2 separate regions of the Homo sapiens genome follow, and region 2 is linked to region 1. Evidence: chromatin loops called from intact Hi-C (ENCODE). Cell type or tissue: K562. All regions are shown on one strand. Links, peaks and the distances in the headings refer to the core of each region. The heading gives the core; the rest is flanking DNA.

The links. A loop is a pair of places that touch in the nucleus more often than their neighbours do. Peaks named below come from ENCODE experiments on the same cell type or tissue, not always from the same donor. Only the 100,000 strongest peaks of a DNase experiment are listed, where the experiment ranks them.
Region 2: a loop joins it to region 1, with 2.9 times the contacts of the local background. A loop is called at or near these places in 3 of 110 quality-filtered maps.

The regions. Positions count from the first base shown.
Region 1 is chr10:49,272,799-49,275,603 of GRCh38, forward strand. No RefSeq gene overlaps it. Among named protein-coding and RNA genes, the nearest start is that of C10orf71-AS1, 25 kb to the right of the region's middle. In K562, for the core only: a CTCF peak has its summit at 1,558 (motif pointing right); no DNase peak of the experiment used is centred there.
Region 2 is chr10:49,172,101-49,174,905 of GRCh38, forward strand. The region is part of intron 1 of TMEM273 (transmembrane protein 273); the gene reads right to left. Among named protein-coding and RNA genes, the nearest start is that of TMEM273, 15 kb to the right of the region's middle. RefSeq lists an enhancer at 2,776-2,805. In K562, for the core only: no CTCF peak of the experiment used is centred there; DNase peaks (open chromatin) are centred at 868, 1,241 and 2,381; H3K4me3 peaks cover 276 bases.

The sequences.
Region 1 (2,805 bases), core at 22-2,521:
TGGTGTCTCAGGCGAAGGGCAGGCCCCAGTGGGTGGGAGCAGATTCTTTCCTGCTGCCTCATTGCGGCTCCGAGAAAGGAAGTGTGAGTGCCCAGGGTGGGCACCCTGCACACAACCGCAGCCCATCCGTGGGCAGTTGAGCCTGCCATCTCGGGGGGATGCTGTCACGGTGAGTGGGCCTCTGTGCACGTCTGAGTTTCCTGCTCTCTTGGCAAGGCCAGGTTGGAGGGACTTAGTGGGCGGCGTCTCAGCCTCGGGCCATCACACAGAGGGCAGGCAGGAAGCTGTGCACAGTGCCAGGGATGCAGGGGGACAGAGACCCTACTGATGAGTGGCTGAGTTGGACCAGGGTCCACCCTCAGCCCATCCAGTGCTGGGCACAGCTGGGCAAGAGGAAATCCCAGCACACTGTCTGGTTTACTCAGCCCCTCCCACAGCTCTGTGCTGGGAGGTGCCTGCCCTCTGCACCAGGGGCCTGGGAGCTGGCAGAAGCCTTTCTCCAGGGCAGGAGCAGCCTCTGGCCCAGCTACTGGTGAGGAACCCTGGATTCCTTCACATCAGTGACCATACCATGTGCACGCCTCTGAGTCTTATGGCCTTCAAGCACCTCTACCTGAAGAAGTCCATCTCTGACTGAGGAGCTTTAGCAGGAAGAAGCATGGTTGCAGCCTTTTGCCTGCTCAGGCCTAGAAGGGACAGCTTTAGTAAGCCTCGAATCCCAGCTCCATGCCCTCCTTAGCTGTGTGACATTGAGCAAGTCACTCAACCTCACTCAGTCTTGTTTCTCACCTGTGAAATGGGGATAACAGGCCTACTTCGTTGAGCTGCTAGGGAGGTTAAATGAGACAATAAATGTGACCAAAGCTCTAATGTAATGCAGATGTAATTACACTAAGAATCTTAAAATGAGGATATCATAATTATCCAGGAGGGCCCTAAATTTAGTGGCAACGTGCCCTTATAAGAAGAGACACGCAAAAAGGAGAGAGATGCCTGGACAGCCGAAGCCAGGTGAAGATGGGGACGGAGATTGGGGCAATGCGGCAACAGCCGCGGAAGCCACCAGAAGCTGGAAGAGGCAGGAAAGGATCCTCCCCTGGAGCCTTCAGAGGGAGCACGGTCCTGCCAAAACCTTGAGTTCAGACTTCTGGCCTCCAGAACCATGAGGAATAAACTTCTGTTGTTCTGAGCCACCTAATTTGTGTTAATTTGTTAAAGAAGCCACAGGAAACTAATACAACAACCTGCAAAATGGGCTAGTAATACGTACCTCTTACTTTTGTGGGAGGATTTTTTAAGTGTTCATAAAAGAAAAAATCTAAAGATCCAATCATCAGAGATAGGTATAGATTATCTGCACATTGACATGAAGAAATAGCATGCAGCCATACAAGAAAGAAGTTTGTAGACAGTAGTGACCAGGCAAATGTTCACGTTCTGGTATCATGTGGGGAAACGTGAGCCACAAACTGAGGAACAAATGGGGCCACCAGAAGCTGGAAGAGGCCAGGAAGGATGTGCCCCTAGTGCCTTCAGAGGGCGCCTGCTTCCACCTCGACTTCGGACTTCTGGCCTCCAGAATCATGATAGAATGAAGTTCTGTCAAAATGTAAAATTGCAAATGTCTCTGAACCTAATTTTGTTTTTTAAAAATATGCTGACACTTTGGCAGGCTGAGGTGGGTGTATCACCTGAGGTCAGGAGTTCGAGACCAGCCTGCCCAACATGGCGAAACCCCATCTCTACTAAAAATACAAAAAATTAGCTGGGCGTGGTGGCAGCAACCTGTAACCCAGCTGCTTGGGAGGCTGAGGCAGGAGAATTGCTTGAACCTGGAAGGTGGAGGTTACAGTGAGCTGAGATCATGCCATTGCACTCCAGCCTCGGCAGCAGAGTGAGACTCTGTTTCAAAAAAAAAAAAGTATTCTGAAAAAAGAAAAAAATAACACTGACCACTGCTGGGCAATATGATACCATGTTCTTTACTTTCTTTGCTGTTATTTTTTTCCCAAATGCTTCTCAATGAATATATGTTACTTTTATTTTGAAAAAGTAAAAAGGAGCTGTTCTAAAATGATTTCTTCCCGCAAATAACACATAATTGTGCAAGAGTCACTGCAAGCCCACTTTCTTTCCACCTGCAATCTCATGACAGCCTTATAACAGCCCCAAAAGGAGGCCATTATTCCATTATTCTATGCTGCCATTATTCCATTCTGTAGGTGAGAAGGCCAGGTTCTGTGAGGAACTTGTCCGAACACAGAGATAGCCTGTGGCCCAGCCTGAGGGTCAAATGCAGCCTGTCAGCTCCTAGAGCCCATGTGAGGGAAGCCACATCCCTCATCCCAAAGACAAGGGCTGCTGCCCGAGCCAGGCACTGGCTGCCGCTATCGGCCTCCCTCTTTCCCGACCATGCCCACGGCTTGGCTGTGTCCATCAAGTTAGACAGCAGGTAAAAGTCTCAAGTGCCCTCCAGGCAGAGATAAATAATGGAGAGCAAGATCCAGGGATTCTGGTTTCTGATGTTTAAATGGAATGAAGGATAAATCATTTCTGCTAACTGTTTTTACCTGGCTGTGGGAAATGATGCATCACCGTCTTTTAAAAGAAAATTAAGCCTTTAATTCCATGGCACATGTAATAAAATGGTACTTCAGCTCTCTGCGCTGAATATATAGCCCGTCCTGTCCTAATTTACTATTTCGACATGGCCTGAAATGTTCTGAAGTTATTAATTTGGCAATATATTCAAGCACAAAACCCGGCCTTCAAAGGCTGTTGAAGCACTCAATTAACGCAATGGAA
Region 2 (2,805 bases), core at 154-2,653, 100 kb before region 1:
ATGGCTCCTAACTTTAGAGCTCATGAATTCCAACATTCTCAGCTAGAGGAAGTGGCTTTGAATGTCTAGGACAGGCTTCCTTATTCTCCTAACAGGGCTCACACATGTAAATAAAGAGCCTATAGGGTGTTCCAGGGGGCCCCAGTGCCTAGGAGAAATCAAAGAGCAACCAGAGACCCAAGTGCCCCATGAAGGAGCTCACAGAGTGACCAGGGAGACAAGATTTACACTGAATAAAAGATCAGAGTGTCACAGGCAAAGCTCAGCGCCTTCCCCAAGCCTCAGTCTCACAAGCTGGAGGAAGTGGGAACAGGGTGCAGAGTGGGCACTGGTGCATGGCCTGCCTTCCTCTCCTGACTAGCACCTCAGTTTTCCTCTGAGCAACAAGAGGCCCCACAGCCAGACCCCCAGCCAACCCTACTCACTGGGGAAAGGGTTTGTTCCACCTTCGAGCCTCTCTGTGGGGATCTGAGACTTCACTATGACCTCATGATGGGTAGGAGGGAAGGATATTTGGAACCAGGAGATCTGAGTCCCCATTCTGCCACCCATTGCTCAGCCAGTGGCCTTGGACCAGACACAGCACGGCTCCCAGCTCAATGGCCTCATTGCACACAGAGCATGGCTGGGCAAGTTCCCAAATTGAGTGTGTGCACAGAGTGAGGTGCAAGTGGCAGCTGCCCTTCTACAAGCAAGCACACCACCACCTGAGACGGGCATCTGCCAATTTCTAGGGGTGATGGGCAAAGTGGGGGAGCCAAGCACACCAGGAGGCACTCCACGTGACTCCCACAGGGCTGGCTCCTGGGGAATGTGTGAACCCTGCCTGACCAATTAGCACATTTATTCTTCCTGTCAACTGTGATTGGTCAACAGGTGGGGCAGAAGATCCAATTCAGACCAGTGACACCTAACTCAGAGCCTCAGGGGAAACTGAGAAGCAAGAATGTCTTCCAGAGCTGAGAGCTATGGGGCCAAGGGAGGCCTGCGTTTGCCCACTGCAGGGAGCCTGCAGACTGAAGTCCCTGCTGAAGAAGGTTGAGCCCAGACCAAGTCCTAAAGATGCTTTGAAGCTTCTGAATCCAGCTGTGCCCGAAGCACTTCTCCCTGGACTTTTGAGTCACCTCAGTAAGGAAATAGCTTCTTTTTCTTACTCTTATCTGAGCTCGGTAACTGTCATCTGCAAACAAAGGAGTCCTAATGACTTCGGTAGTGGGTCCTGAGAGGGCGTCACTGGAGACTGGGAGATAGGAGCAGAGAAGGCTGGCTGTGAAGGAGGAGCTATACCACACAGCCCCACACAAGCTGGACTGGGATGTGCAAGCCATGCAACACACACGGCTCCTGGCCTCTGCACAGGCTGCTGCTCTCTTTGCCGCAATGCTTTTCCCTCGTCCCTGTGGAAAGTGCTTATTTATCCTTCAAAGCCACTCCTCTGAAAGTCCCCCTTGCTCTCGTCAGTCCAGGATCACTCCTTCCATGTGTCACACCTCTCCCCCGCACTGTTGGCCCCAGTCTGCAGCTTGCTCTATGGCATGAAGGCCACAAACAACCCAGAGGAAGCTGTTTCTCCCAAGAGCGAGATGATGCATGAGAGCCCTCGGAAGCTGGACTCTTCTCCTGGGGGATGCCGAGAAAGGTGGATGGGAGAAGTCTGAACTGAGTGTTAAACCAGAAATGGCTTGAAGAGATAAGATCTAGTGTAAGTACTGAGTGGTACGGAGCTCAGGATCCAAGTACAGTTCAGCCACAGAGAGACAAGGGGGGGCGATAGCGTTTCCCCTGTGGCTCTGAGACCATGTACACTGTAGTGGCTCCATCTTCCAGCCCACTGTGAGCCTTGGAGGCCCAGCTGGCACACACTTTTCTGAGCCAAGAGGCTCAGAAAAGAAATCAGATGTGTAGAGTCAAGGGAGACAGCCCAGCTATGCTTCACACAGCAGATTGATCCTGGGCTTCCCTTTTTTCATCTGAAAATGGGGATGCAGGACGCTGACATATAAAAGACTCACCAGAGACAACCCTGCCTTTCTGCCCATTTATCCTGTGCTACCCTGCAATGTTAGTGGACCCTGGGGTCAGAGTGAAACACAAGTTATACTTCTTAAATTTAGCTGGCTTGGGTGATATGGGTGCTGGCGGGCCCTGCCCCTGCCCCTGCCTCAGGGCTCACAAATGGGTCTGCTTCTCAGGCACTCCACGGGGCTGTTTGAAAGTGGAAATGAAGTGCACCTACCCCAAGTGCAATAGCACCTGTTCAGCCCTCTCTCTAGCAGAATGCAGGGGCATAGGTCATGGGCCTTGGCTACACAGTCCTCCTACTTCCAGCATCGCTCGGCTCTTGCCGGAGTCTAGACACTTCTAGACCATGACTTGCAGAAATCTCAGAGTCCCCATCTCAAACCCCGGAACCACCTGAGATTTCTCTTCCTCAATCACCCTCCAGTCTTATCAGAGCATGACTCTAAACAGGACGTCTGCAGACCCCTCCCATGCCGCTTGTGGTCCTTGCTTTCTGTGCAAGGAACTAGGCTGGGGCAGAACCCAAACCTACCTGGCAAAGCTGTACAAAAGGAACACACGGGAAAAAGGTGTGCAAAGCAGTGGTGGGGGGTGGTATGAGGGGGACTCTGGGAGCTTTTAGACAACTCCTTGATTTCCATGGACCGCCCCCCATCCACGGAAAGACAATATGCGTGGTGTCAGAGCAGACCACTTGCTTGGCAACTCCAGCTCAGGACCCCTGCGACCCTGACGCTAAGGCTTCTGGAAGACAGGCAGTGATTAAGGAATTCCACATACGGC